7 separate regions of the Mus musculus genome follow, and all the other regions are linked to region 1. The links are chromatin loops, found by intact Hi-C in ENCODE. Cell type or tissue: left cerebral cortex. All regions are shown on one strand.

Evidence for each region. Peaks named below come from ENCODE experiments on the same cell type or tissue, not always from the same donor. Only the 100,000 strongest peaks of a DNase experiment are listed, where the experiment ranks them.
Region 2: a loop joins it to region 1, with 2.5 times the contacts of the local background. A loop is called at or near these places in 2 of 42 quality-filtered maps.
Region 3: a loop joins it to region 1, with 8 times the contacts of the local background. A loop is called at or near these places in 2 of 42 quality-filtered maps.
Region 4: a loop joins it to region 1, with 5 times the contacts of the local background. A loop is called at or near these places in 2 of 42 quality-filtered maps.
Region 5: a loop joins it to region 1, with 2.1 times the contacts of the local background. A loop is called at or near these places in 3 of 42 quality-filtered maps.
Region 6: it touches region 1 in a loop (2.6-fold over the local background); 3 of 42 quality-filtered maps call a loop at or near these places.
Region 7: a loop joins it to region 1, with 7 times the contacts of the local background. A loop is called at or near these places in 2 of 42 quality-filtered maps.

What each region holds. Positions count from the first base shown.
Region 1 is chr13:82,937,386-82,941,385 of GRCm38, reverse strand. No RefSeq gene overlaps it. Among named protein-coding and RNA genes, the nearest start is that of Gm33073, 180 kb to the left of the region's middle. In left cerebral cortex, no CTCF peak of the experiment used is centred here; DNase peaks (open chromatin) are centred at 760, 1,625, 1,772 and 3,275; H3K27ac peaks cover 4,000 bases.
Region 2 is chr13:83,141,759-83,145,758 of GRCm38, reverse strand. No RefSeq gene overlaps it. Among named protein-coding and RNA genes, the nearest start is that of Gm33073, 23 kb to the right of the region's middle. In left cerebral cortex, no CTCF peak of the experiment used is centred here; DNase peaks (open chromatin) are centred at 129 and 2,216.
Region 3 is chr13:84,756,956-84,760,955 of GRCm38, reverse strand. The region is part of intron 2 of Gm34196 (a long non-coding RNA gene); the gene reads left to right. Among named protein-coding and RNA genes, the nearest start is that of Gm34246, 84 kb to the right of the region's middle. In left cerebral cortex, a CTCF peak has its summit at 2,226 (motif pointing right); DNase peaks (open chromatin) are centred at 1,664, 2,236, 2,844, 3,859 and 1 more place; H3K4me3 peaks cover 2,223 bases; H3K27ac peaks cover 4,000 bases.
Region 4 is chr13:83,712,748-83,716,747 of GRCm38, reverse strand. It overlaps Gm52046 (a long non-coding RNA gene), which reads left to right. Exons shown (of 2, transcript XR_003950632.1): 2 at 622-1,816. Among named protein-coding and RNA genes, the nearest start is that of C130071C03Rik, 6.6 kb to the left of the region's middle. In left cerebral cortex, a CTCF peak has its summit at 1,577 (motif pointing left); a DNase peak (open chromatin) is centred at 1,556; H3K4me3 peaks cover 2,938 bases; H3K27ac peaks cover 3,765 bases.
Region 5 is chr13:83,118,754-83,122,753 of GRCm38, reverse strand. Gm33073 (a long non-coding RNA gene) reads left to right here and starts at 2,217. Exons shown (of 3, transcript XR_382688.2): 1 at 2,217-2,280. In left cerebral cortex, no CTCF peak of the experiment used is centred here; a DNase peak (open chromatin) is centred at 2,164.
Region 6 is chr13:83,130,181-83,134,180 of GRCm38, reverse strand. No RefSeq gene overlaps it. Among named protein-coding and RNA genes, the nearest start is that of Gm33073, 12 kb to the right of the region's middle. In left cerebral cortex, no CTCF peak of the experiment used is centred here; DNase peaks (open chromatin) are centred at 736, 996 and 2,182; H3K27ac peaks cover 1,879 bases.
Region 7 is chr13:83,723,618-83,727,617 of GRCm38, reverse strand. The region is part of intron 1 of C130071C03Rik (RIKEN cDNA C130071C03 gene); the gene reads right to left. Among named protein-coding and RNA genes, the nearest start is that of Gm52046, 4.0 kb to the right of the region's middle. In left cerebral cortex, a CTCF peak has its summit at 2,450 (motif pointing left); a DNase peak (open chromatin) is centred at 2,438; H3K4me3 peaks cover 4,000 bases; H3K27ac peaks cover 4,000 bases.

The sequences.
Region 1 (4,000 bases):
TGTATGTCACTTTGGATTATCATTTGGCGCTGTTGAAGCCAGAACAGTATGAGCTTCAAACTTGGTTTTTAAAAAATCTAATTAGTATCAACTGAAAAACAAGATCCCCAAAGACATTTCTTTCTTACTTTTCCTACTACAAAAGATGATTGGTGATAAAATTACTAATTTGTGAATTTTTTTTGCTTAGACAAAACTGTATTTGACACATTTAAAGCATATTATTTTTTACTAATATACACATTTTCTTAAACTGTGCTTTAAAAATGGGGGAAATTAAATTAATCGAAAAGTTTGTACTGGTTAAATCCAGTTAGTATGGGCTGGAATGAATGAAAATAGAATAATTGAAGGCATTAACTCTTCCAGTAGCTCTCCAGGTAAACCTGGAGAAGATGGTAATCAATAAGGAAAATTTGCTAAGAATTATTTGCCTGTTAGGTTTTTGAGTGAAAGAAATGCAAAGATAATATAGAAAATCTGCACTGTGTGATCAAAATTCTTTTTTTTTCCTTTAGCTACTTTAAATTCCAGTGGGCAGGCATATGCAAAAATAGTAACTGGAATTTTCATCAAAATTAGTAGGAAATTGTATTTCTAGATACATGTATACACATTCACATGTGTATATACATCCATAATAACATGCCCACGTGTAAAGACACAAATGAACTTATCTAGAAGCTATGTGGAAACTACAGAGGTAAACTAGTACATGAAATCATGTACACTATGAGAACTGACTCACCTAGATGTAATACAACCACCATCAACCTTTTTCATCCCCTGCAAACACAGTCCACACAGTCTGCAGCGCTTCCTTTGCAGGTTTATTTCATGGCCTGTGAAACATAAACCAGAGATGGATAGAAATGATCATTGCTTTATTAGGAGACTTCTCAGAGCAGAGAAGCATAGACGAGAGATGAAAATGTGAAGGAATGTCACTGCTCAGAAAAGAAAAGGAGCAAAATGATTCAAGAACACGTGGGAAATTATCACCATTCCATAGCATCTTAGCATTTGTTAGTACATTTCTGACAAATGAACACTGTAGGGTAAAGATCATCTTTAAAGGGTAAAAATGTTCAGGGAAGAAGGATGTGATCCTGGATCTATTTTAAAGAAACTAGAGAAATAAAATATTACCAATGACTAAAGTGTTTAGGAAAATCTATTATAGGTCATGAAACAGTGAATCTTTAAAGCATTTTTTCTTTTACTTCAAAACTTAATAATATGTTTGTATGATAAAATATTGAAAATCATTTTAATAGTTGATAGAATCAAACTAGCTAATTAGTATCTCTTTGCTATATCTTAACATTATCTCATATTACTAGTTATTTATCTTTTTTTTTTTTTACTTTTGAGTGTGTTTGTTTTTGCATAACACAAATCTTATACCATTATCACATTCAAATAAACAAAACTGTCTTTAAGCTGGAAGTTTTGTGTCATAAATTTTCTCCAGCAAATTCTCCTGTAGAGAAATTCTGAAGAGCTTCAATGAATTGCTGTCACAGACTGAGCAATGCAAGTTTAGGAACTGCTTGCTACTGTGATGTGTGCTCAGAGATCAGTGGGTACAGCGTGTATGTATGTACACAGACTTTCTCCTTTTTGCCTCTTACCAAATTAGATACCACTACTTTATACCCATAGGATAAAAATGCTGGGATAGGCAGACTAAAATAGTGATTGCTCACTGACAGGGACAGAAATCAATCCATTTGATCCCCTCTGATCACAGAGAAGCCATTGGCCCTCATAGTCTTCTGAATGTGAGCACAGCTAAGTTACTGCTCTCTACCATACAGAATCTTGTCCAAGATTTGGCTTACTAAGTCAAAGTGAGCTCACGTCTTTACTGAAGTCTTTATGGTATTGTGGAATAAGAGTAGACTGGGGCTGGAATTCACCTTGAAATTATGTGTCTTTCATGGTTCTCCTTGGATTCTTGCCTTTCAATACAGCATGGTTATGGACCCCATCCCCATCACAAAGTTGTTAGTGATGCTTCAGAATTCTAAGATTCTCATTGTATTTTAAGTCTTCTTGCTAAGAAATGTGATATATCTCTTTAAAAATATTTTTTTATATTTCTCTTTTTAATCCGTATTAGCTACCTGACATGTGGACTCCTTAATGAGAGTCCAAGACAAGAAAAACAGTTATGAAAACTAAGTGAAAATATACTGTGGAGTTTAGTTAATCATGATGTAGCAATATCCGTTCATTAATTGCAACAAATATACCATACTAATAAAGGATGTTAATAATGTGTTAGATTAGAAAATCATTTTTAGACATATTTCTTTTTATTCCTACTTTCTCTAGAAAGTCTTTGAGAAAAAAAATAAATGCATCCAACAGACTTATAAAATACTTGCTTAGGTGCATTGTATTATACTGAATTTGCAGATAATTTAAAAGTAGAGTGGTCTAAATGGAACTTACTAACTGCATATTCTTTCAGCAGTAGGTCGGATAGTAGAATGACTTTTAGGAAGATCCCTACTGCTAACGACAGGTGTATACATAGAAACAAACTCATTCACTCATATATTGCAATTATAAATGCTACACAGCAATACACATATGCACTTATATGTGATTATTAAAAATATTATAGTGAAACTGCCATACTAGCAAACGTCTAGCAGTATTCAGTTCAACTGTTTGCAGACATCATACTGAAACATTTTGAAACAGGAAAGTATAAATCTTACAAATATTTTTAATAGTCTTTTGTATCCGCATTCCTGTTTGTGCTATTAAAGAAATACTTAATAATATATAAATCAATGTACATGTAACCTTTACCTTTGTGAGTGGACAAATCATGTGATCTTATAAACATAATAGGAACATACTGAATAGTTAAACTATTTAATTGAGATTTATCTTTAACTCAGTGCATTGCAAGTTGTCTTTATTTAATGAGTCAATATCTTTTACTCCTCTTGCTCATTTGTGTGAAATATTATTTTATCATTGCTTTGTAACTATCACTAATATCTAAAGTGCATATTTATATCCTGATATATAAATATAATGGGCTGTCAAGTGTAAATGTCCACGAACTACCACTTGTGGGGAACAGTCTTATATTTTTGCTTTCCCAAACACATTTTTGGTCCCATACTCTGACTGAGAGTCCATGTTTCACTCAAACAGAAGTCTACCCTGATATTCTGGTCCATTACATAATTCTCAGAAGCTGGGAGAGAGGCATTTGCATCATTTCTGTTCCCAGATCTGTTCAATATATACTTCCAGTCTGTCATGCCTGAAATTAATTTTTTTACAATCTGGATCTTTACTATATGCTAAAAATTCAGTACAAAAAAGGACTTCCTTCTGCAGAGAGTATGTAAGCCAGAACATCGTGTTCCATCTCTATAATGAAACGCACAGTTCCAATCAAAAGGCAAATTTTTGTTTCAAAATGTTTGAAGAGAATAATGCTTTAAAGAGTTTCAAATAGTTACTTTACAAACATGAAAAGATTCCTATCGTGGAATGTATTTTGACCTAGATCATATAATGTGTCGTAAGCTGAACAACTAGTTTATTTATTGCTATTTTTCCCTCCGTTTTTCATGTTTCCAAGTAGGGAAACAAACGTGAGTAACCTCAAAAATAGTTTCTCTCATAACACTTGCCCAACCGTCTGGCTGTTAAAAGGTAAACTAGCTGTCAATGTGTATCAGTGGCTTTTAAGCAAATTTACACACCATTTTGACATTTTAGCCAAGAAACTTTGAATCTCACTTTAAAATTGTGTTTTCTATTTTTTTTAAAATAATCTCTCTTCTTAGCTTTTTCAAAACATTTAAAGAAGGATAGCTACTAAGGCACATTTCAATACCAGAAAAATAAACCATGATATCATCAAAGAAAAAACAAAATAGCTTGAATGACCTGGTAAACAGTGTCCCTGGAAAACACTTTTGCTGTTGTAAGAAATGGTTAGTCACACGTGTGGGTGAACTTC
Region 2 (4,000 bases), 200 kb before region 1:
AATACACCAACTTGTGTTCAGCTTCACTCTTTCATGATAAAAACTCTCCTTCAGTGAGTAACTTGTTAGTGGTTGTCCATCCTGTTAGACTAACCCATTCTTTGTGTATTTCCTAGAAAGTCATGCATGGTACTTATCTGATGTTTGAACTGACTCTTCAGCTAATTTGGAAATTTCCTGGACATTCTGTCTCCCAATATATCCTTTTGTTCTAAAATTTGTGGTTTAGATCTCAGTGACATTTATAAAGTACAGTGCTTGATCACATTCTTTCTGTGGGTGCTATGTTTGGAGGTTTTAGTGATTTTGTTTTAAGTTTTCTAGTTCTGTATTCTGCTCTGTACATTTAAGTATCAATTTTGCTAGATTAAGAAACACCCAGAGACTCAGGTGTGATAGCAAATACTTGGTATCCTGGCAAACTGAAGACTGATGTGGGAAGACTCAGCGCCCCAGGCTACCTAGACTACATGTAATGTATTTTGATGAAGTTTTAGGATGAAGAAAACTAATTGAAGACAGAGACAAAGCAGTAATTTTAGCAAGGATAAGAATCATGTAGGAGATAGCCTCAAGAAATATATACAGTCCAAAACTATGAGGGTGCTTATTATTTATATGTTAATTGTTTAACTCTTAATACAATTTGTTCATTTAACTGTGCATAGAAAACACATCCTCTATGAGAACAGAAACATTGTAAGTTTTAGTTATTGATATATCCCTAAACTCTACATCCATGTCACATAGAGTAAGCACTTAGCAGTTTAATTTATACCTTAGTAAATGAATTTATATAAAATATTTTGGTGGGGTATGAATTATCTCAGCATTCTATTTAGAGCCTTGTGAAGACAGAAACTATACTTAAGTGTGGGCAGTTAGGTAACAAATTTGTGGCTGGCCATTAGAAGAGCTATTTAAAAGATCAGTGTTATCTGACAGATTATGCACTACCCTTCCCACCAAAGCAAAGCAGAATATAAGCAAAAGACACGGCTAGCAGAGGCATCATGTGCAGATTTTTAGAGATTACCTAATGTGTGCCACTACATATGTTAAAAGTAATTTATGGAGGATAGCAAGGTGGCCTGTTAATGCACTTGGTGAAGGAGAGAAATAACTCTTGGAAGTTATTCTTTGACCTCCTCATGTGTTCTGTGGAATGTGCATACCCACACGCACACAAAGATACACATCACAAGCAACCAATAAACCAAAGTAATTTCTGTACCTTAATTAGCCTTCTGCAACAATTCTGATGACTACTTTATTGGTATTTTATTTGCCAATGCCATCAGCAACATAATCACCATAATTTCCTATCCATACACCATCAATATTGCACAGATACAGACACACAGACACAGACACAGACACACACACACACACACACACACACATACACGCACACACGCACACACACACACACACACACACACACACAACACATAAATACATACAAACTGGCTTACCATTAAGAAATAATGTGCAAATACGATGCATATATAATACATATATCCATAACTGTTCCCTCATGTTGTTTGTATATTTAATCAATATAGTCACATTATTTGTATACTTTTGGAGTTTGCATTTCAACGATTTTTGAGGAACACCATGTTTTCATACACACTAATTTACCTGGTTTGTTTTACTGCAGTCTGTCTTTCCATTGTACAAAACAAAATCTTGACTCTATTTGACATGGCTCACATTTGTCTTTTCAATTCTGATTTTCTACTGCAGTGACCTCTTGAAAATTACATACACACACACACACACACACACATACACACACACATACACACACACACACACACACACACACACACACATATATATATTAATTCATCTCTGCATCAAGTGCTATAGTTATTTATCTTATTTGATGCTCCACTTTGTCTTGAGTCAGTGAAAGTACACTTTGCTAGATATCATTAATTAGTGTTTGCCACTTAAAGGTAGGCATACCCAAAGCCCTGTTTTTGCACTCTCTCATCTCTCATATCCTTAATGATGCAAATTTATATTCAGTTTGTTTCCAATGGTCACTGGACACCACCAGCTGGATGTCATACTTGACCTAAATTTGCACTTCTTCCTCTCAAATTTGTTCGTCTTTCTCTGCTTCCTATTTAACTGGCTGCGGCACCATCTTAACAATCATTCAGGCTCAAAAGCTTGGAATGATTTATAAGTCCCTTGGGCCTCATCAGTTGCCAAGACCTGCAAATTACTGTTCCATTCATTCTGCCAAATTGGTTCCTACTGCTACTACCCTAGTTTAAGCACCATGACTTCTACACTTTTCACAATGGCATAGCTTGTTTTCCTGCTTCTAAGTGTCTTTCTGCTTCCTAGGCATCCTGTATCCTGCTTGATTAATTTTCCTAACGCACAATTCTGTTCATAATATTTCCCTGTTTGAAAGCTTTTAACAGCTTTCTGTTATTGTCAAATAAACTCTATCCACTTTAAGCTGGAATTCTTGCTTCTCTGAAAACTGACTTGTTTATTCCTTCAAACTTATTACTGCTTTATTTAATATGTCACATATGCCTATCAAATGGAATATATCATTGCTTCTTTACCTGTTTGTGTACTCTAGGTCAAAGTGGGACAATAAGCCACTGTAAAGTCTTTCTAAAAATGATGAAGATTTATTTCTCACAAACTATATGAAGTACGTTCATCTTGGCAGAAATTTCTTTGTTTACTGCAGCCACTTCCAGGTTGGTATGGGACCATCCATGTTCTTCACTGCTGCTGTTTGGAAAGCATGTTAGAGGATTCTACTCTAACAGATGCTATAGCAAGAGAATGACATAGATCACTTTAACTGACAGTTCACTGACCTGAATTAATTACGTTTCTAATTGATCCTAAGGCACACTCAAAAATCCAAACAAGCCATGTGAAATAAAAAAGACTCCTGGTCCTGTTGGACAGCACTAATGGCCACTCTTATCCTTATGTTTGTTTCTAGCATTTTCTATTGATGACTACTGCTCATCAAGCTTAAAATGCTTTGCATTATCTGTTTGCCTTGCATGTGTTGTCTATTCTAATTCCCAGTATAGCTCACATTTCTTCAATGAGTTCTTTGTGGGGTTTTTCAGACGTTTATTCTTTCTCTGCTCAATTTTACTATAGTCCCTAACTGTTGAAATAATTATTTATGGCTTGGTATTTCAAACTTACAGACCAAACCGTAAGCTTTATTCACCATTGAATAAATGATCATTAGCAGTGAACACATGAATTCATAAATCCAGTTAGTGTATTGTGATCACTTATAGCTCTGTTATTGGCAGGGGGAGGAAGGACTGGTTTCTATTACTTATTTATGAGGAGAATATTTTATTATTCTCACTATGTGTAAGGATGGATTCTACACACACATATAAAACGGTTTCTACATGTATGGTATATGTATATTTATATATCTTATGTATATACATATAGTTAGCAGATCTTAGCTTGTATGGTACAAATATAGAGTAAATTAATTATGAATCTGCCTTATTCTCACTCTGAAATTGCTGGCATTGCTATTATAACTCTTTTAACTCTTCTTTTTCTTTTGACAAATGTTTTATTTTACCATGGCTCTTGTATAGTAATAAGATACATAGTCTAGTGTTGTTTCATAAGCAGAACATTTTATAGACTACCTATAAAAATATGAGAAGAAAAGATAAAACAGTGATGTCCAATTGTCATACCTTTCTTATTCCTCTGTCAAAGTGTTATTGGAAATGTTGCTTGGCTATGCTACTGTAGTAAGATATAATGTTGTATTGGGAGTCTTGGGAGAAACATAAAACCTGAAACAATCCATTCATTCTACTAACATGGTTACTTATGCCAAAGCAGTTCACATGTATAATAGTTCCTTCAATAACTGAAGTTGGAATCAATATTTCTCCAACAGTACACCTGGTCTGCGTTGATTAAGTTCTCATTCACGGGTTAAATGTCATATTCTTTTAAAAGC
Region 3 (4,000 bases), 1.8 Mb before region 1:
ACACACACTCTATTATTTTAGTCAACAGAGAAGTTTCTGACCTGCCAAGGTTTTTTTAAAGTGATTATTTTAAGAATCTTCATTATCCCACTTCATATTATTATTGTAATATTATCCTCTTCAAAAGATAGAAACCTGCTAGATTTGAAGTATGTTTACATTAAGTCAGTAGTTATTATATAGAAAGAGACTTTTTAGCGAACAAAGTAATGCATCCCATTGTGACACTTGGATACATGCACACCACACCACTCACATGCATCCCTCCCGCATCCCTCCTCACGCTCTTTCACTGATGTTATGAGTTAGTTCTGCTTACATAGAGAATAAAGGAGAATTGTGTCTGTACCAGTTATTAGAAAAATGTCAAAAATGAACATAGTTTTTAAATGGCCAGGTTCCATGAGAAAGTTATATTTAAAAGTAATCTAAAACATCAATCATTAGAAATAATATAATAGATAGATATAATCAGCAAGCATTTCTTGAATTTATAGATATGCATAGATATAGAATATATAGATATAATCAGCAAATATTTTGTGATTAAGATTATGTTGCCATTCAAGATGGAGATAAAAGAGGAAAATAGCATTTTAAGTGACATAATTTTTGCTCTATAGTCTTTTAGAAGGTGAAAATCTAGATTTGGCATCTTTATGCATATTTGTACTATATACTATATTTGCTACATAGTTTGAAAATTAAATCTTAGTTTTGAGGTGAACATCTACTTTAAAATATATGCACCTTTGTTTAAGTTACAAAATGAAAATATGCACATTGATAGAGACTACAACTATGGCAAATGCATCAGAAAATGTTACATTTATGCTTTTAATTTCTGTCTATGATGGAATCATTGACATTGAATATTCCAGTGTATGTACGCCCACGTTTGCAAGACAAAAGTGAGGAAAAATAAGCAACAAAATTATTTTCTGCTGCAATATTACTTGAAATATTTGCAAGTACTTTGTTAGTTTATTAAATTCTTTTAAATAAATATCTGTTTTAATTTAAAGCCTGGACCAGCATTTGAGCACCACTCCACTTTGTATTTCTTACTGATCTCTAACCACTATAAAATCTGTATTGTTCTTATGTCATGAAGCCTTCGAAATATACTGTTTTATGAAAAAGAAAGAGAGAGATAGAGAGAGAGAGAGAGAGAAAGAAAGAAAGAAAGAAAGAAAGAAAGAAAGAAAGAAAGAAAGAAAGAAAGAAAGAGAGAAAGAAAGAAAAGGCTGAGGCTTTCCCGGATAAAAACACTAGTTGCTGACTGAAATCAAAGATTTATTTTACACAATTAGAAATCAGCTTTTTGTGTCCTTAAAAGGCAAATCCTTAGAAACAATAAAACTAATATAAAAATGTATGAATCAATGAGAAATAAAAGAATTCCTAAGCTTTAGAAATAAATCTCAACTAGAAAAGGAAACCAATTGTGCTACAGTATTTGAAAATGATTTATTAGGCAAAGTATAAAGAGCACACCTGGACATAGATGCATATAATGACATTTTAAAACTATTTTGCAAAATGGGAAAAATACTTTAGCTTTCAAAAAATTCAAAGTTCAATACTCTGAGGACTGCTTATAGGGCGGCCGACATCAGAAGAGAAGTCGAGAACATTTTAGGTACTGTGCCTTTCCAAGAAGGAGGAATGTAGTTATTACCGAGGAATTCAGTTATGTACCGTCTTGCTTCTTGACATTTTATATGAGTGGTGGGGAGATGGTTTATTTAAAAGAAAAGTCTCAAAATACCCAAACCAAGGTATGAAAGCAAGTGACGTTTTAATTCTTTCAGAAACTAATGATTAAAACATGCATCTGTGTTTCTTTTCTAAGTGTAATCTAACGGAAAGTAGACTGAAAACAAAAGGAAACTTGAAAAAGAATTGAGGAAAGAAAAAAGGAGGAAAAGAGAGGACCAGAAGAAACAAATTCCACTCAAATTAAAACGGTATCAAAAATTTAGCCAGGTTATTGAAGCTGATGAGATTTTTTTTGTGTCCTAAATTATTTATATGTTTTTTCAACCTCGTGTTTCTTTACTTTTCTTTCTTTTTTGGGTGGTGATGGTGGTGATGGTGGTGATGGTGGTGATGGTTGTGATGGTGGTGATGGTGGTGGTGGAGGTGGTGAGGATGGCTACTCCTCTTTACCAGTTGCTTGAGATCCCCGGGTCTCGGGGAGACTTCTCAGATGACCACTAGATGGCATGAAAGCACTGTATTGGACCTGCTCAGCCGTCCTGCACTGCGCGACATTGGGGGTTTATTCTTTTCAAGCTGGGAGCTCAGTGTTAATCATGTAAGATGCCTTTTCTTTGAGAAAGATCTTTTTGTGTCGCATGACACTTTCCAGGACACAAAGGGAGTATTCTGTCCTCCTTCCACACACACTTAGAAAATGTCGGATTAAATTTGGAATAATAAAAATCATGTCAGTGTTTGCTGGGGTTTCCTGAGAACTTTACTCTCTTCCCTTTGGGGGATAGTGTGCTATTTGTTATGCGGTCTACCTTAATAGGTGGACAGAGCAGTCCCTTCACCACTGTGCCTGCAACAACTGCAGACAAAGTTTGCACATTTGCAGTCATATTTCTTTTTCTTGATTTTTTTTTTTTTTCATCAAAATTTCTCTTGGTTTTTCTTCACTTATGCTGTTAGGGTCTGTCATTAAGGACTAATATGAAATGCTGGATTTCAAACAGCCGTGGCAAAGGAGACAATCCCCTTTAACACTTTCTACCAGCCAGGCAACGCATGTCTTTGTTCTTGCTTCGCAAATACGTTTAAAGTTTTTGCCTGGTCACTGGGCCGCTTTCGTCTTTCCCTCCACACTTGCAGTTGTAGTTTTATATGTGGAACATTTCCTGTTTCCCAAGATACATATCAAATATCTCTCCCTGTTCGTCCACAACAGGAACAATTACCATATCCCTTCAGATGTTATCACTATCTGCCTTCACAAAATGTCCATTGTAGACGATGTTTTGATCTTTGGATAAGTGCCTTAATTTAAAATAATGGCAAAAGGGTAAATTAGGCCTCCATGCTCAACAGCGCATGAATGACAAATCTGTTGTGGTTGGGGTATATTTTTGATATTCCTTTAAACGTCTCATAGCAGATTTACATGGGATCAAAAATGATACTGCGCATTGACAAACTGAAGTGCATAATTTATTTCATGTACTACTGATACTACTATATAACCTACACATTTAATTTTACTTCTAATGGCTTTACAATTTTGATAGATATGAAATCATGTCAGTTTAAAATCTCACAGATCTGAAGTTTGGGGGGGCTGTTTTCAGTATCCACCTTTGTAAAGCTTTTTATCCCGTGTATAGTATCTGAGAATAAGATAATTTGTTGGACATATTTTCTTAGCTTTGATTTTTATAAATTTATCAAAACTACAGATTCTAAGAAGACATCTATATAAAATATTTAGTAAAACAAAGATCCAATGATATAATCATAGCTCTTTAAAATGTAAATATGAGGGGAATCAAGGGGTCCCATGGTGGTAAAACTTTCTGCACAGGCAATGTTGTGTGCAGTATGCTCTCTGGGTGTCTCTAGTTTGAGAAAATTCCACTTCATTTGTGGTGTTAACGTACGGCACGGTTAATAAGTTATGTCTTCAATTTCTCTTATATTTGATTATATCACTTTTAGTTTGGATATAAACCCCAAGTTCTTAGGATTGTTTTAACATAGTGAGTTGCGACTGATCAATAGAAAATCAGAGACAAAAATCAGAAAACAGGACCCCTATACATCCAGAACTGAGATTCCCCTCTTAGGCTGTCAGTGTGATAGGCATACAAGACTGATACCATAGCACATTTTGCTTCTCACTATTGACCATCGAAGATGGTGATCAGCATGCGGTTGCTCTGCTTGGAAACAGACTGGGTGAGCTTTTACCTTGAGGAACTGCTCATTTGGTTCTATTTGAGCTCTTGCAGAAAAATAC
Region 4 (4,000 bases), 780 kb before region 1:
GCTGGCTCCTGAGGGGATGTTTCAAGGATCCTCCCATACCTCAGTTTAGGGTTATGAAATACAAAATGATGTTTCAAACCCTCGGAATTCACTCGGGCGGTGTCCGAAGTCCTTCGGTGTTCTAGTTTCTGCGAACTTCCCGATCTCCCCCTCCCACCTCAAGAAAAGTGGATTTTTTATTTGCTGCGGGGGGGGGGCACTTCTCCCGCATACCCTAATCTGCGTTCTTTTACCCCCTACCCCACCCCGCTTCCATACTATCGATGTGCACTTTGTTGGTGCTCATGGCCTAGCGCATACATGTAGTTAGAGGTCCGACTGGGGTCCCCCTTTCCCCTGAAGGCGGACAATGCTTCATTAAGTATCTGCCATTATTAGTCCAAGAGAAGCCTTTATTCCGACCACAAATACGCATCGTTTTTCCGCCCGTGCCTGAAAAGTTTGTGGGAAAGGAGGTCGAATGCCCAGGTCTTCAGGGGACCAGATAACGAAAGTCCAGTTCCTAAGCTACTAGGAAGTTCACAGTCCGCCTCCCCGTGCCTACTAACTTTCAGCGCAAAAGATCTCAAGTGAGGCAAATCTTTAGATCAGAATAAAATTTTCCAATATTTTCCCCCGAAGGAAATTAAGAATACTTGCAGTGATCCACCACAGAACACCGCGTCAAAGGAGCTTATTACGGCGATTTACGGTTTACGACCAAGTTGGACAGTTATGTTGGAATACACTCAGGCTTCATTTTGCACAGTTCTTAAGAATTTCGTTGAGGCCTGAAGCCAAGGCTCAGTATACCCAGTTCATAGGAGGAAATCTTTTGGGGACCTTGGTTGAAAATAATATAAAATTAAAGCTAGATTCCAGATATTCTGAGGATCTCAAAAAGTAAAAATGCGCATGCAGCAAGAGTCAGAGAACTTCCCAGGACACGTCAGGCCATCTCATGTACACAGGGTCGATTCGTGGTGTGCATCCCTCATCATTACCCGCTTCTTTGCTGTTCTGTATCAAAGGACACGAGAAACACTGTCGCGTATACCCTTTTCTTCTAGCAATTTCAATGACCTCTGGGAATGTCACTGTACTCTACGCCCTTTAATAAATAATCTGCCAGTACATTCGTGTGCGCCTAGAACAGTGTAGACCAGCGACCTTCTTGTATAGCGACACGGGCTGGTGAAATTCTCTTTAAGGACCAGGATGCTGGCGGGGCCAGAAAGCACTCTGCCCAGCCTGGGAGAGCTAAGAAGTAAACCAGCCCCACAGAACCTGCGTTCTCAAAGAAAGCTTTCTTCACAGCAGTTTTGCAAGCCCCACCCAATAAAAGTTAAAGCACTATACCTTGCCCCGTGTTACTCTGCCGCCTGTTTCCCAGTTTGGACATGCTGGAAGTGTTGGATTTGGGGAGGTTTGCTTTGGCTGGGTGTGTAAGTTGTCTATATAAGCTCTGCTGCGAGTACTGTACAGAGGAACCCGCCTTGATGGACTCGGGTGTTAATTAACGGGAAGCTAATTTGAGCTCCAGGAGCTGGAGGCAGCGGGTCGAGAGGCGAGCCGCGAGGGGCCAGTGACCTCTAGTGGACAAAAGAGGATATGCAGCGCGAGTGAGTAGGTGCGCCAGCCTGCAGGGAAGAGAGAAGGGAGCTAGCTGCAGATCCGAATTTCTCCCAATCTAACGCCAGCGCCAGCGGGCCACACAAATGCACGATTTAAAGGGGCAAAGAGAAATCAGCAATAGATGTAAAATAAGGGCCTTACCTTTTCTGAAGCATCTAAAACAAGTGAATAACACACACACACACACACACACACACACAGAGAGAGAGAGAGAGAGAGAGAGAGAGAGAGAGAGAGAGAGAGAGAGAGAGAAAGAGAGCGCTTCACCATTCTTTAAGGCAAACGACAGAATGTATGCAGAAAGGGTTTGGAAAGTATTTAAAACTTTACTTTCTGAACATAGAGGAAATTTTAAAGCTTCTGTGAGACAAAGTGGTCAGATCATGAATAGAGTTCACCACACCTGTTCTTGCTTTTAGAAAATGTTCCAGCTTAACTGGATCTAACATGCAAAAGACGCTTTTTTTTTTCTTTCTAACTTCGTATTCCCCGATCAAGCAAGGCTGGACAAGATGGGAGCAACTGAAGCACAAAGCCTCTTGGCTTAAAAATAATTTACACAATGGCTTCTCCCTCCAGCCACATTTTATCAGTTAGTTAATTAGTGTTCTTAGTTATTTTGAAAAAGATTGTTAAAAGCAAACCATAAACCTTGATAATTTAGGCTGAATTCTTGTAAAAAACAAACAAGAAAAGCAAACGAACTTTTCATTTTGGCTTTCCCATTCTTCAGAATGCATCAGAGCTCTGGAGGTGGCTTTGCACCCTGCATCCCATCTCAGATCTCAAAGGCCCCCAGTCAGACTGATGTTCTGACCTCTCTCATGTCCTGCGTTTGAGCCCCCTCCCCACTTATGCTCCAGTTTTCCTTCCTTGGGCATTCTTCATAATCCCTAAGCCAAAGTATGAATTGGTGGTATTCTAAGGCACTAGGAGCCTAGTGAGTCCTGTGGGTAACCAGGTCTATGATCAATTGGGCAAGGACACCATGGTGTGCGGCGTTTCCTCTTCCAAGAAGATGATACATGTTCACTGACTAAGACGGTGTGGAACACAATCATCTTGCTGCGTTCGAATTTACCTCCAGAATATTGTTTGGAGTCCTGTCTGGGAACAACCTTGAGTGGGGGTATCTTTGGTGGAGAGTACAGAGTTTGGTCGCTGGTCGCTGGAGAAGGAAGAGAAACCGGCAGCTGAGGCTGGACAGCATTGCTTTTTTCTCGGAACTTCTCTTTGCTTTCATTGAGTTGCATAGGCCAAAGGAGCGGAAGGTCGGCCGGGCAAGGTTGTTGCTGTTCGGAGCACCTCTTAAGAAAAAGAGTGGGGGAAGGGCCGAATTTGAGAGATTAGGCGCTCCCACATCCGATGGACCGGAGCTCCAGCGAAAGTCCAGAGTATAGCCTACCCTAGGGGCTGGGTGTGTCACATCCTAGTGAGGGCAAAACTGAGAAAGGCGGGATAAAGATGAGCCCACAGACACAGAATATTTTAAAGAGCTGTATTTCTTTGCGGACCAAAGAAGACAGATTGAAAGCTGTTGAAGCGAAACATCGCGTGAAAGTCCCACCGTTAAATCTATGTCACAACAAAACATAGTGTTAACAGATTAAATTGAATTGTTAAAAAAAATCACCAGTAAATTAACCAATAAACAACTCAATTTCAAAGCACACACATTTACTTTTATGTCTACAGACATAGTGAGAATGGTACCCAGAAATACTATGTAGCATTAGAGTGAGACAAACCTAAATACTCCAGAATCAAACAAGGACCATGACAAAAAAATCCTAAAGCAGAAATAGATTGTAAGGAGTTCCTGCTTCCTGTTTTAACCTCTGCACAGCGGAGGAAGGGACTGAGTTGTCCTTGGCACCATTAAGGGGCACACAGGATGGGTCTCTCTGGATTGGCAGCAGCACACATAAGTCACCGGGACTAGAGTTAGAGAATCCACTATGCCCACGTCCTCCTTAATAGCCTGTAAAATGGAGTCCCCAGGCTTGGGCTCACAAGACTTTTGTCATTTATAGTGGCTGTCAGGATGCTCTTTCTACCCTCTCTGCCCGTGGCTCAGTGAATGATCTTTTCTGTATAAGCTAGAACTGAGCAAGGTCAAACTGACTCAACAGACCCCAAGGAACCCTCCTCTCAGACCAGAACATGCCAGGAGTGCTGACTGTACTTACCCAAGTAGTCAGCTATGAGAGTTCCTTCACAACAGCCCTTTGGTCCAGGTTGCTATCCCTGGCGCTGGTGGCCTGTGTACAGGTCATAGGGTTTACCTCTCAATTTGCAACACTTAGGAACTTAGGAACCCTGCACTGCCATTTAGGGGCTGCCTTCTCAAACAGTTGTGCTGAGAACATTCCCAGCCTAGAAAGAT
Region 5 (4,000 bases), 180 kb before region 1:
TCCTTCATGTGCAATTTAAGAATATGAATGTTTGTAATTATTTCAGACTTAACACAGGCAATGGGAACACTAGTTTATTAATATGGATGAAATTATAATATTCCCTCAAAATTCAAGTTTTGAAACCCCAAACTCTGGTGTGGCTGCATTTGAGATGGGGAATTTAAGGAAGTAATTAAGTTAATAAAATCCTTGTTTTGATAGGGCCATATCTTTGTAAAATGTGACATCACAGAAGGAGAAAGGGGTTTTGCCCAGTATGCAAACTCATGCAAGGATAAAGAGAAGACAAACCTTTACAAAACAACATTTTTATTGAAACTAAATATTTATAATCAAGAAACGTGAAATTAAATGATTCTTCAAATATATGGATTTTCATTGCTAAAACAGAAATTATGTTGTTTGTTTCTTAAGTTCTGTCCTTTACTTCAGTAAGCCAGAAATGCCAGCCTCACCTAATACAGTATTATGTGGAATCTTGAGGATGGATTCTCAGCCCTCTAGATGTGTAACAAAATATGTTCTCTGTTTTATGTGTGCATTCTAAGGTATTTTGTTACAGCAGGTTTGACAACTAAGTACCATAAATATGTATACTTTTGGAGTATGCATTGGTGTACCTTAGTCCCTTTGAGAATAAATTTCAGGGCTATTATATCAGTGAGATCAAAACACTGTCAACATAAAACAGCAAAATAAAGAAAATGATTGAATAGAATATAGGTTCTGTAATTTCAAGTAGCTGTAACTGTGTCTGCATACACAGACTTCAGAGAGATGAGCCCAAGTCTTGAAGAATAGACCGCAACTTTCTTGCAAGTATGGTACAAATATATGGCCCTTCTGCAGAGAGTGCAGTGACATGAGAAATGTGATAGAACCTGTATTCTGGAGACTGTCCAAACTGCTGAACTAAAGTCAATGCCCATAGAAGGACTGGGAAGATCAGGCTGGGAAAATAGGAGCCACTCTAAATTCTGAGCTTATAAATCAGACTTTGATCTAGAAGCAACAAGGAGGACATCCTCGGACACCCGAGTATCACCTGTGACTCAAGCTTTAGGGAATCCAATACCTTCTCATGAACTCCAAAGAGACAGCACTCAACTTTCACAATCTCTCTGTCTTTGTCTCTCTGTCTCTGCCCATCTCTCCCTCACACACACACATGTACACATATACATAGAATTAAAAAAATTAAAACATTTTATCTTTATAGTTATAGGATCTGGTTTACAATTTTGAAATTTAGTTTTGGTTCATGAGAAATTGTAGTAGAATCAGCCACAGGCACAGGTCTTCAGATGGTCCTTTAATGATGTTGAACTATAAATACCTTGCAAATGGTTACTGAACACTGCCTTTACTGTTACTATCTTACCTAAAAGATTCAGATCAAAATTCCACCTGCTTCAGAGTTCAATTAAGCCTCTTTTCTTCATTACAGTATTTCCCTTGTTTTTAAAAATAAATAAATGAGCACCCCATCTATATCCATGTTCTACTTTTGTGTGTTGATTTTACATCACATAAATAGTATCCACAGTCTGAATGTTATTAAAATTAGAGTGATCCCACATAGGTAAGCTAGTGGCCTGGTGGCAAGTCTAACACTGCCTACCATTTTTTAACATTTTGCCATGTTTTTAGCTAAACCTACTTGAATTTCCTTAGATTAATGTTTCAGAGGGCAGAGAACGGAACAAGTAAGTATATTCTCTGGCTAGTTATGAGTGCCAGTGTGAATTCAGTGTGATTACTAGCACATACAAAATCATCCTTTTCTGGCCAAAAGGTTTTAGATTGCAAATAATCAAACAATGGAAGAAAAGCTTATGTTTGTGCCGTATGCACTGGTTCTCGATTTTTGTTACGTGTGTGCCTAAAGTAACTTAAAACTACCCGAGACCATTAGCCATAAACTCTCCTGAGAATAATTCATGTTCAGAAAAGACAGAGAGTTTTGTCTTATAATCAGTGTGGCTTTCTCTATGATCTGTTCTTTCTTTCATGTTCAAGCAAAAGAAAATATAAGTACCGTGGAAAGGCCCTTTTGTGTAACGCGTGGAGCCCTGAAAGGGACTTTACGATGATGTGGTTATCATGACACCAGCAAGAGTCCTGAGTCTTGTGCACATATTATCAATCTGGGAATCTTGTTACCCTAGTTACCCCAGAATGTTTCCTTCTGACTGCATTCTTTCTATCTGTAAGTAACTCTTTTACTCAACAGGGAACAAGGGGCCAGATGGCAAGCAGACATGTGCTTAAGGCTGGGTGAGTCTCATTTGTTCTCTATTTCTTGATACTTTCTGTCACTCCATAACTAACCACACATAAGGGATGCACCCTGTGGGCTGCTGTTTGCTTTTTATCTGACATATGATTATACCAATGTGTATTTGTTAAAATTATTGTTATTATGAGTTTCTCTTTTGTTATACTTGTTGTTTTAATATGCTTGAATTTTCTGAAAGGTGAGATAAAAATAAGTTCAACAATATAAACAGGTCAGCCAGAAGACAGACGTGTAAATACAATGAATGTTGCCACTTCTAATTAAGAACCTTGAGCTTGTTCCAAGAGCAGCATTACAGTTCAAAAATAATTTTATTTAGGAAATTTGTTCTGGAAAGTTTCCTTTGAGCCCCTGCCTATCAATCATGGCAATCATCATCCTTAAAGGTTGGGTCAGAACTTTTTTAAACAACTCATTGAACAAATAATTGTTAGATGCTTAATAAGTGGCAGCCAATATACCAGAAACAAGGAGCAAGACAGACATGGTTTCTGCCTTCTTAGACATTTAAGATCAAATCTGAAATGTGTGTCTGAGAGTTGGATAACGCCTCTTCTGATAAGTGTAAGATGTGACTATACAGTGACAACCTTAACTACCTCAAATGACAATTTTAAAGAAGAGATTTTAAAACATTTTGAGTAATGTAAGCATCTCTGGAGTAACTCTCAAACCTACTACCCAGTAAGAAAATCCTAATTTTTTTCACATACTGTATGGTAATATACAGATCATACATTTATGTGCACTAATATAATTCTTCTCAGACCATAAAAATGGGACTGTTAAGAAATTGTGATGGCTATTCTTGATTGTTAACTTGACTAAATCTGGAATTAATTAAGAGCCAGTTGTCTGGATAGACTTGTGAGGATTTTTCTAAATCATTTCAAATGGGAATATCTACTTTTAATACTTACGTTTTGAGGTGGGAAGATATGCCTTTCACTCAGATGTTTTCTACTGGAAAGATCTACCATTAATCTGGGCCACACCTTCTGCTAGCACCCTATATAAGTGACACAGAAGAAGGAAGCTCCGTCTTTGTCTGCTTGTTCTCCCCTTGCTAGCAAATACATTGTCCATTTGTAGTTTTAGAAATCTGGCATATACAGATTTATGGACTGAACAATTACTAGGTTATTGGGCTTTCTATTGGTAGATATTGGATTAGCTGGACCATACCTGCAAGACATTTTAATAAATTTTATTTATATAAATGTGCACAGCAAAAGAATCTTCTTTCTAGCAGCCACAGAGCACAAGTTGCAGGAAATCAAGTCAAATCCCTCATTTTAAATTTGACTGAATTACAGCAAAAATTCAAGTCCCATCCTCATTCTTGTAGGTTGAGTCAATGGCCAAAATAGGGGCATTAATGGTAAAGAACTGATCCTGTAGCTTAGGATGTGTAGGAGGACTGTATCAAAGCTGAGAACTTTGAACCTGCAGATTCTCAAGGGTTTACCTCACCTGCTGATATAGTCTCTCCATCCTTAGTGTAAGATTTCTTTTATCCTCACTCTCTGAAATATTGCCTTTTCTGCTTTTTACTTTGGAAAATAATCCTTCATTGGCTGCTAAATCAGCAATGACTTTCTCTAGAAAATAGGTGACAATAGGCAAGATAATACTGATGTCCCTTAGTGCCCACCAATAGTTGCCTTTAGACTTATAACCAGACATAAGGCAAAGAAG
Region 6 (4,000 bases), 190 kb before region 1:
ATTAACTGTTTGCTAGATTTAGTGCCCAAATCCTTTTTTTCAAACTTAAATTTCATAGTCCTTTTGATTGCACAAATATGATAGTCTATCATGTATGTGAACTACAGAGAGCACATGAGGAATAATTAGATTCACCTGGATTTCTTTCTTCCTTTTTAACTTCATCTCCACCCCCTAAGCTTCAAATGCAAATTTAAAGTATTGCTTCTCCACATACAATCACACCGTCATTATTTCTTCCTTCTTACTAAATCACAACCTTGAAAATGTGTCTAAATAAAAACAAAGAAATCACACATTTGAAGATAATTAATGCTTTTGCTTGAGAAAGATGTATCTGTTCTCCAGACATGTTTCCATGTCCACAGCAATCAGTGTTAATCACTTAGGTACCTTCAAATTCTCCATCAGATTTCACAGTTTTCTCACAGAAGTAATAGTTTGTAATTCATTAACTCTTTTCAAAGTTCCAAGAAGGAGAGGAGCAAGTCACCTAGCGAGCTATCTTCTTGACCACTAACACAGGCATATGAGAAGCCGGAGAAATGGCCAGTGAAGGGGGGGAAATGCAAATAGTCATCACCCCCATTGCTGTTTTGACACAGCAATTAGATTTGTGCAGAACAGCTAGATTGTTCCAATTCTATTCTCCCAAACATAAGTCTTAAAAAAAGAGGTTACATTTGTGACTGTAGCTCGTGGAGCATCCAATCTGGCATCCTGAAAATCCATATGTAAGCCACACTTATATCTTAAACCTGTCAAACAAATAAATGTACAGAAGCAGTAAGTTATGTACTTTATAGACTGTTTTGCCCTTTTAGAGCAAAAGCCTAATTTTCAAGTGTTGCTATTTTAACTTCTGGCAGTGCCTGGGAGATAACTGAGGTTCAAAATGTGAATTTTACAAGTAAAATGTGATTCAAAAATTGATTTACCCTGTTCTCACTACATGTGAGACAGAGAGGAGAAAGGCTGGGTGCCTGTGAGCTTCAGGCAAGGGGAAACATATTGCTAAGTACAGAAGCCGCGCAAAACTTTGCGGGTTTTCAGTTTAGACGTGAACTTGAGCCTTTCTCAGTTCAAGTTCTGTTTAGGGCCGGCAAAACATGACTTTCTGATTCAAAGAAAAGGCTTAAAAAGGCTTATAAAACAGACTTGCAGGCTTCTTGTACATCAAATAGCTTTTACACAATGGCATTTAGATGATTTAAGTGTAAATGAATCAAAGACATATGGATTGCATTTCCCTTGAAATACGCATGGGCTTTAAAATGAGGGAAAACACACTTGCCAAAATCTTTTTGGGTTGTGCTGCATCAAAAACATTTGGAAAATGACTTTAAATGTTTGGAAGAACCCCAGACATTGGGTTCAGCCACCCCTGGAGATTAAATCAGTGTCCTTCATCCAATAATAACTAGGCCCCTGTTTTGCAAAGACATTTCTTTAAAAATGTCAAGTTCCAACCCTGACACTCCTGAAAACCAAATTTTTTGAAACTTGAATTGCTAATTCAATGCGAGGGTCTTATTACCAAGTCTTCCCTAGAGACCAGGAATCCATTTTGTGTTAGTCAAACTACCAGAAGCATATTTCAGTTTTTGCCCATTTTTTTTCAAGTGTGGTTAAAAATTTGAGCTCTCTCTGTCCTGGAGGTAAAAATTAATGCTTCTAGGAAGCCAAAGGGAATTGAGGTTTCAAGCTGAATGAAAAGACTGAATGATCAGGAGATAAAAATGGGAAACTTGTTTATTATAAATGTATTCAGGCAGGATTCTGACATCATATGGCTGTTAGCATAATTAAAAAAATAAAATAAAGTAAAATGAAATGAAGGAAGAAAGGGGGGAAAGAAAAGAAGAACAAAGGAAGAAAGTAAGGTGGTAAGATGTTCTTGAAAATGAACAAGATTTTAAATGAAATGCAGAGACAAGTTAGCAGAAGCAGGTGGTTCTTGAAAGCAACTAAACACCAGTGGGGACTAAAGGCAAACTGCATAGAATCTAAGTAGTCCGATGGATGCCCAGGAAGAGACCCTGCTGAATAAATGAAACAGTCTTGGCATAAGTGATTGACAAGGTATTGGAAAGGACTAGAAAAAGAGGAAATGTGCTGATAAAAGAAACCATGCTAGAAGACAAAACCAGGAAAAGACTGAAAACACAGGGAATATCAAAAACTGAGGGAAAAGCTACAAAGACCAAGAAAAGCACAGGAAGACCATAGGGAACGCGTGACGGGCTGTTATTTAAGTCTGTGCTGCTGACTGGCTTCTGATTCTGCATGCAGCTCTGATGAGAGAGGAAACAGCTTTCAAAATTGTTTAATGACCTCCTGATAGGAAGGTTAACAGGATTATCATGCAGTTCACTGGAGAACGGACAGAGGCTCTCAGCAGGCCGCCTAGCCAGTGTGCGATTCCTATATTCTCCTTTACAGAGAACTGTAAAATCATTGTGCCACTCAAAGGAAGGCATTAGTTAGAAAGTTAGGATGCTTTTAATGAGGGAAGTTCAACATGAAAAAGAAATGAGGAAGGGAAGAAATGGGCACTAAGACCCAGGCTCCTTTAACTTCCTTCTGCCCTCCTAATTGTGGGCATATCTGGCTCTGGCAGGCTGATTCCTCCTTTGCTTTGCTCTGGTCCTGTTGCACTTCCCACTGGGCTGCTGACAGCCCAGGTAACCAGGAAGTCCTGTGTAGGTGGCAGGTTACTGCTCCTCTCTTGGGCTCCCAAGCACTTCCCTATTAAGGCTGAATACTTTCCACAGTTCTCTTCTGTGATGCAGCCCTCCCTCTAAGCAACAGTTTTGTGTTGTCAGGACCCTGTGGAGAGTTTAATGGCAAGTGTCTTTGTAATTACCCTGCCCCAAGATTTAGCAGCATTAGCACCAGCTGGACAGGAGAAAGGGACAATGGAAAAGGGAAGGCAGAGGGCGAGGGCAGAGGACCCTCTGATTAAAGCTTATCAATTAGCATCATATGAGCACAAATTTTAACTTCTACTTGATGCCTGGTCACATCAGTTCTCACATTCCCTAAATCATGAAACACCTTACTAGTAGGTATTTGATACCAGTTTATATGAAAGAACGCTCTAAAATCTTGGTGACTTTACTTTTAAAAGATTTGTTATCTTCTGGTTATATCACTATTAGTGTGGTAGGCCAATTCCCATTCTGGAATCCCATTTCTAACATTTTGAAGTCGAATCTTTTAGGACCTCTTTTGGAGTTACTTTCGTGGATTGTTGTTTATATGGATGTTAACCAGAGTATAAATGATAGTGTATTGAACTTGTGTTCATGAGTAGAATCGATATGAATTCCTACAAATGGCTAAAATTGTAACTACAAAGCATGCTGGGAAATGTAGTCTACAGTTAAGCAGTTAGTCATCTGCCACATTCATCAAGACATTTTCACCTCTAAAGTGGATTAACCCTTAGCTGTTCTTCCTTTCCTGAGTTTTCCATGTGTTTAAATGTGACTAGATTCATGAACATTCTTTCATTTGGAAACTGAGACTGAATTTTGAGTATGCTTGGCTAATAGATGACAATACTAGGATTTAACACAAATTTGTCTGAATTTCAAGTTATACTCTCTCTTCAAATTTATTCTTTTGGCATGGCACCAGGAAAAAAAATCAGATAAGAGGGAGACTAACTACTCTTCCTTGTACCACTGTAGACATCAGAGATAGCAGAATCTCAATGGCATCTAACATTTGGTTTAGAAGATCCTGCACTTAAATTGGTGAAATATTTTTCCTGGGTTTATAGAGGAAAACCCAAGTTGGCACTCACACAGCAGGGAGAGGGGGAACACAGAGGAATGTCCCCTTGAACTGTATATATGGCTTGTCAGATGCTCTCAAAAATGTTTGCTTCTCTTTTGACCAGAGTGTTGAAGAAAAGTCAAAGAAAGACCACTAAGAAAGATTCAAACTTTTCTATTAATAAAAGAAAAAAATAACATTTCTTAACAGAACCTTT
Region 7 (4,000 bases), 790 kb before region 1:
CAAATGCATGTGCACGCGCGCTGTGTGACAAGGGACAGAGAGAGGTACACCTCTTATCTCTGATCTCTCTGTAATCTTTTCTGTTTCTAATCTCCCTCATTGGAGTCACCATCGCTGTGGTGTGCACACTGTGGCTTACCCCGAGGGCCCGTGGCTTGGTGGTTTCCTGGCTCGATGAGTGCTGCGGTGGAGGGTGGGGAGCGCCGCTGCCGCCGCTGCCGCGGGTCCGGGTGCTCTGTCCCAGCACAGCAGCAGAGCGCGCGGTGTCAGAGCCCCCCTCCCTCCCGCCTTCAACCCCATCCTCCCCTCCCCTCCGCTCTGTGCCTCCCTCCACCCACCCCCATCCCCCGCCCCGCATTACCATATGGAGGCCGAGTCCCTGCGAATCACAGCAGCAGCGGGCGGTATTTGAATAAGCCCCGCAACCCTAGGCGGACCCCAATTCCTCCACCAGCAGCGTTCTCTGCACATAGGGCCACCGCGCTGGTCTATAACCTGGTAGCTACGGACACCTCCCTAAAGTCCCTAATGCGCGCAGGGAAGAGGGCCAGATTAAGGTGCTGGGCCTCCCCCTTGCTATTTTCGTATTAACTTCACTGATAAAAACAGACAATAAATTATACAAGAAAGGAGCGGGAGAGAGAAAACAGCGAGAAACAGAAGAAGCGAGGGAAAGTGGGAGAGGCGCTATAGAGGAAGGAAGGAAGACAGAAGCAAGAAAGCAGAAAATGAAAGAGTTGAGTGAAACGGAAATCGGATGAGATTGGTACAATATAAAAATATATGAATCTGAGCATCTCAAGCTAAAAATACCATCTCATTGAACTTCACAACCTCCAATTAGAAACGTGTCCGTCCTACCCCCAACCCCAGAGATGAATCTGCTGCTTCGATAAGAAATGATTTTTTTAGAATTGTGTAAAAGGCATAAGACTTTAAAGAAAGGAGCCGATTTTATGAAAGGGCAAATGCAAAGGGCATTTAATGAAAATATTTACGAACTCTTGCTAAATTTCAGGCTCTCAGTGACTACGCAGCCTCTTGCGCTGCGGGTCCTGAAATGGTAAGGCCTCAGTCTTGACACCAGAACAAAATTATTCAAACATACTTGGGACTAAGTGGAATTTTTTTTTCCTGTCTGCTAGTTTTATATTTGTTAGGGTTTTCCTCTCTACAAATGTTTTAGTTTTACACAAAACCACAGCAGTATGTCTTCTTCTTCTTTTCTTTTTAAATCACATAGCAACCTCTTGATTGAAGGCATTATCTTAGAGTCAAGTTAAATGGACAACTACTTCTATTTCCACACTACCTCTTGCGATTGCTCAAGACCGTGAATTTAGGGTGGCTCCTGCCCTCTTCCCTTGCCACCTTTTAACAGAGAAGTGAATTCCCTATGCAAAGAAATCCTGATATCAATAAAATCCCCAGACATCTACAGGATGCAACCAATGTAAGTGCGTGTCATGGAATCTTCAAGCCAAATGCCCCCCCCCCCCAGACACAAAAAGAACGCCTCTGATTAATAATCGCTTACGCCGCATACTGAGCCAAAGACAGGGGGCCGCAGGACGCCAGAGAAAGGAACAGAATTTTCAATATCCAGAATTTCAGTACAGATTCCAAAGATGAGGTAACCCTATCTAGTGAAGATTAATACTTAGTAAATAACGGTTTGGGGTGGACAGCGGGACGTCTAGTGTAGTTCAAGCTTTTCTCAGAGCAAAGGGAGGACAACGCAATCACCCGACATTCTGCATACAGCCCTGTAGGTAAGACCGTAGGTAACTCAAAGTCCAGGCCTAGCACGTTCTCTCTCTCTCTCTCTCTCTCTCTCTCTCTCTCTCTCTCTCTCTCTCTCTCTCTCTCTCTCTCTCTCCTTCCTCCTTCCCTCTCTCTTTCTTCCTCCTTCCCTCTCTCTTTCTCCCTCCCTCCCTCTCTCCCCCTTCCCTCCCTCGTTCTCTTCCTCCCTCTTTCCTTGTCTTTTGAGATAAGGATATTAAAACTCTTTTTGTGAGCGGTTCCCGCGAAGCTAGATTTTGAACCTTTTGTTTATTTTAATTTCAAAGTCGAAGTACAGCCGTGTGTGAATTCCTTAATTTAGGGTTTTTTTTTCCGGGGTGCTCCAGATAGCCCCGACGCCACCCTAGGCTTGGGGAGAGAAAGGAAGGAGCGGGTGAAGCGGGCTCCCCGCTTATTCCAGCAGGGCGGCCTTTGGGCCCCACCAATATTCCTCTCTCCTTTCTCTCTCCATAGGCCCACCAATGTTGCTGTGGTCGCAGCCAGGAGGACTTAGGTCAGGGGTTCTAGAAACAAAATAAGGGAATTGCCATATCCCCAGAGCTCAAAGACGTCTAGGAAATCACCCGGGCCAGAAAACTGAGTGGTGCTAGGGGCCAACGTCGGGCTCCAGGGTCCTGCCAGCAGGGAAACAGCGACACCTACTGGCCCTTGAGCACCTCGCTTGGGTCGTCGGGGCGGCCCTGGCCTGGGAGAACCTGCATTCTCTGGACTTGGGTGGCTTCAAGATCTTTATGTTCAAGACACTCTGGACTTCTATAGCCATTACTGAACAAAGAAAGAAAAAGCTATAGTTTCAAGATGGTCCTAGGGGAGCCGCAGAAGGGACCTGATAACACAGGCAATACACACAACCTCTATTCGAAGATCCTTTCTTCTGGAACCCTGGGGACCTGCAAATACTGTTGACCACAGCCAAAGCGAAATCCTAATTTACTTGAGTCTATATTACAGTCCTCTTCATCACCGTACCTATTTCAGCGCCAAACGAAGACTGCATCTTTACAAATGTCCGGCACCATAGGCCTGTCATTTGTTTAAGTCCTTTGGGATGCCATTTGCACCTTTATTGTACTGACTTCATCCAGAAATTGACAGCTTTTCTTTTCTTTAATTCCTCATGTTAGGACAAACTTAGAGAGAGGGTGATGTTTTTAACACACACACACAAACACACACCACAAAGCATCTATAACAATGTAGATATGTTAAAGAATATGCACTTTATATAACATATCTGAGTGCAATGTGTGTATTCTAGACTTTGTCTTATGAGTTTTTTTTTTTCCCCCATACACCAAATGGTCATTTTCTGAGTAGATGTGGTGCAGGTGGGCCGGGCACTGAGTGGAGGAGGGAGGGGACCCAGCAGCCCCTCCCACTCTCTATGTTTCCTTTTCATGGGCCAGGTTCTGAGCAGGCAGGGGCCTCTGAAACCTTACTGTGGTTCAGATAACTAACCTGTTCAAATGCTAGGGCAGATGCCTTCCTCGTAGAACACTGGAGCATTTGAAGCCTTTGAGGTTTCAATTTAAAATGTCACTTATTAACAAATCCCAGTTTTTAAAACAATGAATGCACCTGTTAATCTAAGGTCAGGATTTCCTATCGAATACCCTTAGCTGTAGAATAGTGAGTGGAACAACGGTCTAAAATATCTCACCCATGTGGGTAAGAAGCCTTGGTATAGCCAAATTATTGTCTCCATTTTGAATAATTGCAAAGGTTTGCTAATTACATTTTTCTTTAAATAAAACAGGAAGCTCTTAGTTTCCCTAAAAACAGATGATTAAAATATAGTTTTCTATGTTCTTTTTATTTATTTTTTTAAAAAAAATCTCCCAACTGTTCATGAAGTCTCAGCTCATTTTTATAAATGCAGTTTTTGTTCTAATTTTCTTGAAAGTGGATAGGAGTATGTTCTGTAACATATGCACTCAAACCTTGAGATAGACACTTAGCAATCTGTGTGGTGTGTGGTGTGTGAGTAAACTCACATTGCTAATACTGAATAAAACAGAGCTCTATTCCTTCTCAATGAGCCTTATATCTTGCTGAGTATTAAGGTTTCTTCTTGAAAAATGAAGCCTTCATAGGAGAGAGAAGGAGAGGGAAAAGACTGCAGAACAATTAGACTATACTGGGCAGACATACACCAGGCAACCAAACCCAGTTCACAGGGGTTTTTAGGTCTTGCAAG